2 separate regions of the Homo sapiens genome follow, and region 1 is linked to region 2. The links are chromatin contacts, found by Hi-C or POLR2A ChIA-PET in ENCODE. All regions are on one chromosome and are shown on one strand. Each heading gives the region's core, a stretch centred on a gene start or an enhancer-like site at or near the end of the contact. The rest is flanking DNA. Distances are from core to core; before and after follow the strand shown. Region 1 overlaps LINC01811 (long intergenic non-protein coding RNA 1811). Region 2 has its middle 140 kb from the start of LINC01811.

The links. A loop is a pair of places that touch in the nucleus more often than their neighbours do. ChIA-PET counts read pairs that join two places held with the same protein, here RNA polymerase II (POLR2A). Pooled maps may share reads with other maps.
Region 1: a loop to region 2 is called in a pooled map, with 2.2 times the contacts of the local background. The contact joins two enhancer-like sites. A Hi-C loop is called at or near these places in 1 of 168 maps with a recorded cell type or tissue (esophagus muscularis mucosa) and 6 of 50 pooled maps. POLR2A ChIA-PET finds 5 or more read pairs at or near these places in 1 of 52 experiments (OCI-LY7).

The regions. Positions count from the first base shown.
Region 1 is chr3:34,196,461-34,202,409 of GRCh38, reverse strand. All of the region lies in intron 2 of LINC01811 (long intergenic non-protein coding RNA 1811), which reads right to left. Among named protein-coding and RNA genes, the nearest start is that of LINC01811, 40 kb to the right of the region's middle. RefSeq lists an enhancer at 3,814-3,923. Within about 2 kb of position 1,694, at least 3 of the 41 ENCODE cell types and tissues checked have a DNase peak (open chromatin) inside an H3K27ac peak, as active enhancers do; they include OCI-LY7, where a contact is called at or near this core.
Region 2 is chr3:34,014,681-34,020,641 of GRCh38, reverse strand. No RefSeq gene overlaps it. Among named protein-coding and RNA genes, the nearest start is that of LINC01811, 140 kb to the left of the region's middle. Within about 2 kb of position 3,286, at least 4 of the 41 ENCODE cell types and tissues checked have a DNase peak (open chromatin) inside an H3K27ac peak, as active enhancers do; they include OCI-LY7, where a contact is called at or near this core.

The DNA of each region.
Region 1 (5,949 bases), core at 445-2,944, 180 kb before region 2:
ATTGCTGTGGACTTTTTTAAAAATAAAGGAGTATGCTATAACAAAAGCATCTTAGAAAAAAAATTTTTTAAACAAAAAAGGAACAATTAATTTTGTTAAGGAGGATTCAAAGACAGATAACCATACTGAAAAGATTGAAAATGAAGGTTTTTAACACAGACACAGGGAGGAGAACAACACACACTGGGGCCTGTAGGGGAGAGGGGAGGGGGAAAGAGAGCATTATGAAAAATAGCTAATATATGTTTGGTTTAATACCTAGGTGATGTGTTGATAGGTGCAGCAAACCACCATGGCACATGTTTACCTATGTAATAAACCTGCACATCCTGCACATGTACCCTGGAACTTAAAATTTTTAAAAAAGAGAAAGAACAAAAGAAAAAGAAAAATATAAAAGAAAATGAAGGTTTTAAAGGGCCATGTGAATTTACTGTAGCAAAATAGTTTTAAAACAACTATTAGCACTCTCAATTTTCATTAATTATATCTATAATTTAAAAACTATTAAATCAATCTGGCCTGTTGAATCACTGCATAATTCTTCCAGGCATTAAGATTACATTAATTTGTAATACACCACCTTCCACAGGAGTTGTATTTCATATTTTATAACCCTCCCCAAAACACACACACACACACAAATGCTAAATTTGTTAACTTTCTTTTCAAGGAATGCACACTTTTACAACATGGATTACACAATTATAGAGCAAGCCCATGAAACCTAAAGTACATTCCATGATACATTACTTCACTGGGGGCATTAGTAGGTAGTCCATGAATAAAGGGCACAATATATAAATAACTTTGCGAAACGCTGGACTGAGCAGATAGTTTTACTTACTGCAGGATTTTTCAAAGCTTTTAGTATCCTAATATGTTTGTGAATCCCAAATTGCAGCCAGCCCTCCAGATCACATTTGCTTCATCTTTCATTTATCCATCATATCTAATCAGATATTTAAGTTCCCTCTAGCTTCTTCCTCTTCCTTCCTTCCTCCTCACTGTGACCAGCCAAGTCTTAGTCCTGGTCCTTTTAATCTACCAGCCTCCTACCTGACCACCTTGCCTTACTTCTCATCCCCCAAGTCAGTCTTCCATAACAGGGGTCAGAAAACTGCAACCCACAGACCAATGCCAAACAGTTCCCTGTTTATTCATAGTTGATAAGCTAAGAATATTTTTATATGGTTACATTTTAAACAGTTACATAAGCACCTAAATAGTATCCTCATTTTGTGTCTTTTTGCAAAGCCTAAAGTATGTACTATCTGGCTGTTTAAAAGAAAGTTTGCTGAGTCCTGCTTGACACCCCTGTCAGATGCATTTATCCTAAATCGCCTGTACTTTTTGTGGTTTCTTCTCACAAGTTATAATGGCTCCTGCTTGTTTAGCCTCAATGACAGAAAACCATGAACAAGGAAAATCCTCTCACTCACCAAGCAGGGAAGTGAGGTCCTTCTTTTGATTTTGGTAAAGAGAAAAATTGTTGTCCTCTGCTGACTCCAGTGCAAAATTAAGGTACACTAAAAGTATAGAAAGTCCCTTTCTGGGGATACAAAAATGTGCACCAGAGAGTGGTAAACAAAGCATGACCAATTTTGTCAAAGCAGAATTACCAAACAGGAAGCAGAAAGTACAGGCAGTGATGCACTGACAAATGTCTCACAGCTGGCTTTCCACTGAGATGCAGGAAAGATTTTAATACCCTAATTAGAGGTGAGAAGCCTCGATGTGTATCATTGCTAATTTCCATGGTGTAAATGCTCCCACCATGCTGGTTTCAAGTTACAAATAAGACACCATGGAACAGAGTTGGGAAGAGATACACTTAATGGGCTTTTACCCTAGTACAGCAGGAACAGAGCAGGAACCAAAGCAGGACCAAAAGAAGCAGGGTCCCATTTCTCTGGGCTTCTGCACCCTGATCACTCAGGAGAAAGGCCAAGCCACCTAGGATAGTGGTTAGAAATCAAGTCGACAGCCAATCCTTGAGACCAGCCTGAAGTTTGGGAAAGTATTTCATCTGCTCCCTTTATGATTTTTGCCTGGGGGCTGGGGAGGTCCACCTTGTTCCTATGCTGAAATTCCTTCAATTTTTTCCACAATGAAGAAAGTTCTTGAAAAGGAAAGCAAGGAAATACACTTATCCACCCCACAGGCCAAATGCCTGATGTCAGACCCTTTCCTTGGGTCTGAATTTGAGAACTATGTAAGAGAAGGCATCAGAAAGAGAAAATTAGAAGAAAGGGAATGAGCTATTATCAAGTGTTTTTCATTAGACAAGAGGTTCAGGGTTCCATAAACTTGGAAGGAATAAAATCCATCTTTATTTTCACTCTTCTTTAACAAGTATTCGGCATTTTCTTCATTTACAAACGTAGGTTATAAACCCACAATGTGATTTTGTCAACAATAGAAATGACAAATATTTCCATGTACAGTATTACAGTTTGGCAGGTAAATCAAAATATCATTTATGTGCTTCTTTACCTCAAATTATAGTAGTTATCAGACCCTCAGCTTGATCTCTTATTTTTTAATACATGAACAAAGAAACATTACATTCTAACACATTTATTTTACCAAAACCTTTTGATAAATGTATCATAGTGTTGCTTTTGTAATTCCACATATTTTGTTTTATAAGTTTAAAAGTAATTGTTCTAGGGGTCCATAGGCTTCACCAGACTGCCAAAAATATATATAGTCAATAAAAGATTGAAATCCCATGGAAGACATTCTAAATATGTTAGTTTATCTAACCATCAAAATGATGCTATGATAAGTTTTCTTGTTCTGCTTTCACTGGTGAAACAAAAATTGAGTGTTAAAGAAGTTAAATGATGACCCCAAGCTTATTCTGTCATTACATGGCAGGGCCAGTAATTGAACTCCAAGTGGCTTGACGCTCTATTGCTCTTCCAGGCCCCTTCACTCTTCTGCTTGCTCCACTGGTAAAAGGAAGGAGGATTTGCTCAGTGGTCTTGATCAGGCCCCAAGTCTCTGAAAAGGTCTCTTGGCTGCTACCAAGTCAAGAGCCCCAGAAAGCAGGCCAGCAGGATGTTACAGAATGGGCAGAAAAGTAGACTCCCAGTGCTATCATTATCCCTCCTGGAGTGGCTCAGCTAAATTAAGCCAGGCCTCAGGGACCCCATCCTCCAGACGTGCTGCAGGGACCTAGCCTGACTATGTGCAGAGGCCTGAAGGGTGTATGCCTCTCCATTATAGAGACAGGTTCCATGGGTTTCGTTGCATACCTCAGCTCAGTGCCAGGGAGCAGGAACAGTATGAGAAGGAGGACTTCCAGGAGAAAAGATGGGGAGGAAATAAATTTTCTCTGGGCTTGTGCCTCTGTCCTGCAGAGTGACTTTACTTCTGTTCAACCATCATCCGTTGGGTCTTCTATGCCAATAATTTGTGAAATACTGAGATGCAAAAACAAGTTGTAGTTTCTACCAACAGGAGCTCATGGCTTAGGGGCAGTTACATGTACTGCTAGCTAATTCCAGGGTCCTTTGATGCTAATTCAGAAATCCCAGGGGGATGCAGAGATGAGAACAATCTCAAGACAGTGAGATAAGAGGAGCAATACAGGGAAGTGCAACAGGATGACAAAGAGGAGTTCATACTGGTTACTTAAGTAAACAACAGAAGTTTCCACCAAGGGCCTGAAAAGATGAATAGGAGTGTTCCCTGCAGGGTGGAGGACTGAATGGTGAACAGGTGGAAATAAGACTGGACTAAAGCACAGCTCACCTTCAGCAAGAGTGCTGAGTTCAGATTCCCCCAAAGGCAGAGCTGAGGCAAGGACTTGAGTGCAGGTGGTTTATTTGAGAGGATATGAAATTGAGGGAGTAGTGAAAGTAAGACAGAGAAGGAAGAAAAGCCAGTATAGAGGACATTTCTGAGTTGTTTACCACCGTAGGCAACAAGGGCTCAATGTACTAGGGGCCTGCTATAAAACCACATGGAACTCATCTCAGCACTGTTCCACTGGGGAATTGGGAGGCCTGAGTGGTTGAGATGAGGTTTGCTCTCAGGGAAATCAACTCCATCATACTTTTCACATTCTGCCTGCATGCAGCTGAGTAGCCTTTGGTGGTTTTGGAGACAGTAGAGAGCCACCCCTCTCTGCACTTGTGTGATGTTGTCTAGTTCATGGAGGGGTTCACCAAGGTGTGCTGAATCCAATAGGCTGAGAGGATGGGAGACATCACAAGAATCTACTACTACCAACATATGGCTTCTCCTCCCTGGACCAGAGGGAAGGAAAAAGAGTAAAAATAGAGGCTGAGAATCACACAGGAACCAAATGCTGCTCAGTCTCTTCCTGAGATTTGGACTGGGAGTTTATAAAACAAAACCAGTCCCTTTTGAGCCTTGTAAGCTGGAAGAAGCTGTTTCAGAGAGTCCTAATGTTTTGAATAGAGCAGGCCTTACCCAGATTTGAAAGTCTGAATGAAAGCCCCCTCCCCACTCCCAAATATTTTCCCCCAACTAAGCCCAAATTTTTCACTTCAGTTCCTGCCAGAAATCCTATCAATTAGATATTTATTTTCATATATTCTTTTTTGATATCAAGCAAATTATCACAATTTCACGTGGTTTCAGAAAATAAGTGCAAAAGGCTCAGGAATTATCCTAAGGAATAAAAATTTTTTTAAGTATAAAGATGTTCATTATAGCATTTTTTATTTTTATGTTTATGTGTTCAATATTCATTTTTAATGAGACAGAGTTAACACACAATAAAATGCACCGATTTTAAGCAGTTTGATGACTTTTGGCAAATTAACACATCCTGCTCTCATAACCACACCACAATCAAGATGTAGAACATTCCATTACCCGCAAAGTGTTCCTATACTCTGTTTGAAGATGATCCTCCTAACTCTGATGCCAGGCAACACTCATGTGCCTTTTATAACTGTAGATTAGTTTTGCTGCTGTAGAATGTCACATAAATGAAATCACACAGTATGTACTGTTTTAGGTCTGGCCTCTTTTATTCAGTATAATGTGTGAAATTTACCCAGGCTGTGGCATGCTTCAGTAGTCCTCTCCTTTTTGTTGCTTAACATTATTTCACTGAATTAATACACCAGAAATATTTATCCATTCAGCTATTGATAGGCATTTAGGTTGTATCCAGTTTTTGGCTATTATGAATCAAATTGCTATGAACATTCTCAAACAAATCTTTTTGTAGAGATGTTTTTATTTCTCTTGGGTAAATATGTAAGGGTGGCATTACTTGGTCATGGGATAGGTGAATGTTTACCTTTACAAGGAACTGCCAAAACTTTTCCAAAGTGGTTTTACCAGTTTTATACCCCCAGCAGCAATGTATGAGAGTCTCAGTGTTTCTGCATCTTTAACCACACTCCATATTGCGCGTCTTTATTTTATTTTATTTTTTTAACAGAGTCTTGCTCTTGTCAACCAGGCTGGAGTACAGTAGAGTGATTTCAGCTCACTGCAACCTCCACCTCCTGGGTTCGAGCGATTCTCCTGCCTCAGCCTCCCAAGTAGCTGGGATTACAGGCACCCACCACCACACCTGGCTAATTTTTTGTTATTTTTAGTAGAGACGAGGTTTCACCATGTTGGCCAGGCTGGTCTTAAACTCCTGACCTCAGGTGATCTGCCCACCTCAGCCTCCCAAAGTGCTGAGATTACAGGCGTGAGCCACCACGTCCAGCCAAGTGTTTTTAATTCTAGCCATTCTGGTGAATATGATCTAGGATCTCTTTGTGGTTTTAATTTGCATTTCTTGAATGACTTCTTATGTTGAACAGTTTTTGTGTGCTCATTAGCTATTTCCGTATTTTTTTTTTTTTTTTGAGATGGAGTCTCACTCTGTCGCCCAGGCTGGAGTCCAGTGGCACGATCTTGGCTCACTGCAAGCTCCGCCTCCTGGGTTCACGCCATTCTCCTGCCTCA
Region 2 (5,961 bases), core at 2,037-4,536:
CATGTCCATCATGGGTCTCCTGGGGGTTCCTCCAGATCATTATCTCACTCTAGGACCACCATTGATGGAATAGCCACTATCTGAAAGAATGTTCCTGGGTAGGGGGTGATGGAGCAATCTCATACCAGCAATTAATTTATTGGCCAAAACTGATCACATAACCTTGCTTAACCACAAGGATGGAAGTACAATCCTGCCATGTGCCAAGAAGGCAGACAGCTGGAAATATTTGATGAGCCACATTAATTGCTATTGTGTAGACTTTAGTATCAGGGCTGAGAAACTCTCTGTGTGCTGTATGTGGACCACTGGAGTAACAATGACAACTTTGAAAACCACATATAAAGATGGGGGTGGAGGAAACTGAAAGAATATATCAGTCATTGGAACAGTGTGCTGGGATGATAGATTTATGAGTGTTTTCTGTTTCTTTCTTCTATTTTCCAAATTTGTGACAATATTATTTGATTTTGCATGTAATTAAAAGATTAATTCATTTTAACTCAATATATGTGTATTGAAGGTCCATTTAATATGGGCACTGTGCTAGTCACCATAAAAAATACAAAATGATAAAGTCAGGTTCACCAATGACTATCTTCAACAATGTGAGTGTGTGGTGCTGGTGAAAGAGTGGAGAAAAGTTAAAATGCTGAAATAAACAGCCATGGATGAGGGTTTAGACAGTGGGAAAAGAATGGTGGAAATGCTACTGAGGTGAACTGAGGGAAGAAACATTGAAAATGACCACTTGAGGAAGAAATAACAGAAACAATGACTTCCAGGAGGAGAAGGTGATTTCAGAACAAAGATGACAGCCTTGGTTTGGATCATATTGATGCATAAAGACAAGAGGGAAACTCTGGGACTGGAGTCCATGTTAGTGTTGGATATGTGGATATGCTGATGTGTGAATCACCTGTTCATGAATAGTACATGAATCTGTGGAGGTGCATAGGTTCCCAAGGGAGAAGAGAAAAGAGAAGAGGAAAATTCTCAGATCGTTTGAATCTCTGACTGTGGTGTTTTGTTGTTACGGTGGTGGTTCTACGTTTCTTTTTTTATTTCTAAAATGACTTGGAAAAACTAATAAAGAACACTATAAAAATGAAAACAAAAGGAGAAAATAAGGAACCAATACACGTACCCTCCAAAAAGGAAACCTAACTTCAAAGTTAGCCTGCCTTGTGCTAGGAAGGAAAGGAAAGGAAAGAAAAGGAGGGGAGGGGAGAGGAGGGGAGGGGAGAGGGAGAAAATAAAATTCATGAATAGTTTTAGCAGAGTTTTAGCACAGAAAGGGGAAACACTGAAAAAATATATATCCTTCTCAGTGGATTTCCCAAACACCACAAGAAACATCAAAAATTATTAAATTCCCAATTACTGCCATACGTACATATGTTTTTCACAGCTGGAAAACAAAGTTGAAAATCAACCAGGACAAGTGAGCAGAATATAGATGCACTTGAAGACTTTACCAACCCCCAAAGGGGTCGAGCAATTCAAAAGTTAAGGTAACAAGAGAAGATTTCCCATGGGGAAATGCCTGCCTCAGAGTGTAAGACAGAAATGTTGGTCTGCCATTACTCAGAGCTCCCTCAACAAAACAGTGGTCCAGTAAGCCAGGCTCAAAGCTGACCTGAACAGCAAGCAAGGTACCAGTGTCTTTTAAACAAGATAACCCTTTATTGCCAAAACTGGCTGGAATTAACAACTGTCACTCCCAAAATCACTGATAGACACACAGAAAAACTCACAAGAATCATTCATTTTTTTCTATCTATGGCTCTAGTGCCTAGAATAGAACAGGGTTAATAAAGGTTTTTGGAACCTTAGGACAAAAAAATTGAGCTTCTAACAGTCCAAGTGTTTTGTCTAAGGCCAAGCAACTGGTAAGTTTTGATTCCTTGTCCACGGTTTTCTCTACTTTCTTGGCCTGCCCATCCTCCTAGCTAATGTCACACACAGAACATCACATGCCCAAAACACCACATTATATTAACCACTTGTTTTCCTTGAGGATCCCAGGATGAAAATTAGCTCAGTGTAGATGGCTTGCAGTAATTCTCCTCTCTCCTTCCTTCACAATGTTATTTTGCAGCTCCTCCCATTCGGTTGTCCTTGTGACTTGCTTTGATCAATGGAATATGACAGAAGAGGCATTGAGACTGAGCCTCAAGAGATCTGAGCTGCTTCCACATGCTCTCTTGGAAACCCATGCCCACCATGTGAACAAGCACAGGTTAGCCTAAATGCCTACCACTCCCTCCAAATTCACAGTCTTTCCAGAGTCAGACACGTTAAATGACTTGCCCAAAGGCACACAGCAAGTGTAAAGGCAAAACTCAGTATAGAAAGCTTAGCTTAGCCAGGCATGGTGGTGTGTACCTGTAGTCCCAGCTACTTGGGAGTCTAAGGCAGGAGGATTGCTTGAGCCCAGGAGTTCAAGGATGAAATCAGCTGTGATCATTCATGCCACTGCACTCCAGCCTGGGTAAGAAAATGGAAGGAAGGAAAGGAAGGAAGGGAAGGGAAGGGAAGGGAAGGGAAGGGAAGGGAAGGGAAGGGAAGGGAAGGGAAGGGAAGGGAAGGGAAGGGAAAGGAAGGGAAGGGAAGGGAAGGGAGGAAAGGAGGAAGGGAGGAAGAGAGGAAGGGAGGAAGGGGAAGGAGGGAGTGAGGGATTCCACTTTAATGCTTCTTCCACTACAACCTGTAAAAATGTCATTTAATTAGGTTAAACAAAGGGTATTGGATGAATGAATGAAGCCCAAAACTGAAGACTTTCACAATGAAATCTCTGCTCTACACTTGCCACCCAAGTTCCAGGCCCACATTTCTGATAGTTTACTGGATATGACCACTGTAATTACCCTCCATTCCTCAAATCCAAGTTACATCTTATATCCAAAACGAAGCACCAGATTACGTTGTTGTTTTTGTTGCTTTCCATTTTCCTTTATTTCCTGTAGTGTATGGTGCCAGAAAGACCAGGGTTCAAATCCCAACTCAGCCACTTAATTGGCTGTTGTAACATTCCTAAGACAAGGACAAAATTTACCGTATAAAAATACAAATCTCTTTGACCTGAACTGCCCTACAATTAATTTGCTGCCTAAAAATAGCTTTTCCCAAAAAAAAAAAAAAAAAAAAAAAAAGGAGGAGGTGTTAACCTAACCAACATCTCTGGAGAAACAGCCAAAGCAACTTTACAGAGGCAGTTCCTAAAAATGTATCTGCAAGTCACAGGATGTGGCTTTTTCAGATGTGACATGCCACAGGAAAAGCGCTGAGAGCTGTTGTGTTTCTGCAACTTATTATACGTGTTTAATTAGAATTTGTCTGTCAAGAAGCAGCTTAAGCAGCAGTTATCAAAAGGGCATAAATATCTTGGCATCAACCCTTCTGCCCCAGAATTTAAATAGAACCAAAAAAAAAAGGCACAGGAAAAGGCAAGGATGCTTTGGCTACCTTGTCATATGAGCTGGTGAGGTGAGTGACCAGCTACCAAGCTCACAAACCAGCCCAGAACTGAGGCATGCTGGCACATGTCTGCCTGGGAAGCTTCACCCCCTCTCTGCCCACTAGGTGATTCGTTTAATGTTTCATTTTATTGGCTCCTGTCTTTCCTTAAAATGTGAAATACCTTAAAATGTAAATTTCCTTTTATTTCCTGGAGTACGTATGGCGTCCTCTCTGGGCCAAGAAAATGCACAGATGACAACAACAGATGATCCTTTGCCTACAGTGACAACTTTTTACCTTTGGTAGCTATGGCAGCCATAAGGCCAGGTATGGTTGAGGCTGTATGGTCATGCTACTGCTTAAACAGGGAAGTGGATCTTCTTTGTCCCACAGCCCCCTTTGCGGGGGCTAATAACACCTTGCTTTTTAGCAACTTAGCAAAAGCTACCACTTTACTGGGTTTGTAGAGCTGTACCCTAAAGACCAAGTTTAAATATTAGATTAATGCACAAATAATTGCGGTGTTTGCCATTGCTTTCAATGGCAAAACCGCAATAACTGTTGCACCAACCTAATAAGAAGCCTGGAACATTCTAGGGAGGAAGCAGCCAAGATCCCCAACCCTGGCTCCTCCAGATTTAAAGATAAGGCAGTTTATTAGGATGTCTTCAGGGACTCCAACCAAGGCCCACAACAGGGCAGGTCAATGAAACCTGAGACAAAATTTCCTCTGAAAAGGGAGAAGCCAGTCTAGCTCAAGAGCCAGGGTGTCCCTAGGTACACACTGGTCCCAGCCGTTAGGTCCAATACTGGACCTCCCCACACAGAGCCAAACTCATTCGTTTGCTCATTGTCGATGGATGCCTTTGTGCTACAAAGAGGGGGGTTGGGTAGTCACGACAGAGACCATATGGACTGCAAAGCCTAAAATATTTACTATCTGGCCCTTTCCAGGAAAAATGTGTTGACTCCTGATTTAGGGAATGGCTGGCTAAAGCTATGATATGACCAGGAAGTCTGTAACTTTGGAGCTGGATCCTGGAGTACCCTTAGGCACACACTGGTATCTGAACTCACAGCTGGTGAGTGGACAAGCTGAGACTCAAACCCATGTCCTTGGGATTCCAAGTCTGTAAACCAAATGAATATAAACTACCTTTCAGCAGGAAAACACTGAGTTCAAATGACTGCTACCAACCTAGGCTTGCATTCCAGGCCTTCCTCCTGGGCAGAGCCACAGGGTGTCATCCTGTCTAAAGAGTTTGCTCTTAGAACCCCCTTGAACCACCTCCTAGCTTCCCAGTCAATGAAGCCTCTTTGGGGACGGGAATGGAATTCAAATATGTTACAATAATTTCACAAGATAAACCACAACCAAGACAGTTGGCCACTTATTGATGTATTGCTTTGAAGCTCCAAACTCACCCTTCAATGCCTGCTCTGCCATAATGAACTGGACTCGCAGCATTTCTCCTTTATGGTAAGCACAATGTCAAGGTTTGTCAGTAGAGGGCGATGGCAGGACATTGCAGAAGGAAGGGGCTTCTCTTTTTGATTCCGCTTGCTGTTTTGCTTTTTCTAGCTTCAGCTGCATGTTCTGTCAGCAGAACATGTGGATGGGGACATTGTCCGGGGGTGCTCTGCCCCAGCTGCGCACCCAAAGCAGGCTTCTCCAGAAATCTTGCAGCCTTGGCCCAGGCTCAGTAACCACTTTGCTGCAGCCCTCCAGTCAGTCACTGCATAGTCTGGGCCTTGTTCCTGTAGTGGCATCCCCACGAAGCCCTGCTGCACACCTCCCAACCTCAGCTTACCTGTGCCGCCTAAGGTTGTTGCTGTTTGCCCAGTTATGTAGACTAGCTCTGGCCACTGCAACCAAGCAAACGTCATTATCCAGGACCCTGCAATTGAAGATCTTCTTCTATGAGATCTGAATACTAACCTTCACACTTGTCTTTCCCTGGGTATGTTTTGGTGTTCTTTTTCCATCTTTGGATACACTATCTTATCATAGCTTAATAATTCTTTATATTAAATTTCCCCAGTATTGAAGTCACTGAATACAGTGATTGAAGGCAGACTAATTCAGTGAGGAAAGTCAGCCAGTGACAGGGATGTGCTGCTGCTCTCCTGAAATCACTCTAAGAGACCAAATGTTTACATATTTGAATGCCCCTCAGAATGGGCAGATATGTGCTATTAAAATCCATTTGTTGATGAATGAATGAATGAACACATAAACAAACTCAACTATAGCCGAGAAATAAATTGTAATAAGGGATTAAATGGGCAACCTATAAAAAATAGGATGGTCTGACACAGAAACTCAGGAAGTTTTCTTGATACCACAGAACACTCTACACAATATCTCAAGCCTGTTTCTAAAAATCTATGTTTTCTCTAAGTGTATATAATCTACGCCTGTCCCTATTAGAATGTCTATTTCAATCCTCTTCAAATTCTGCTCCTTTATGTCACCATAGCAACCCACATCCCTTAATA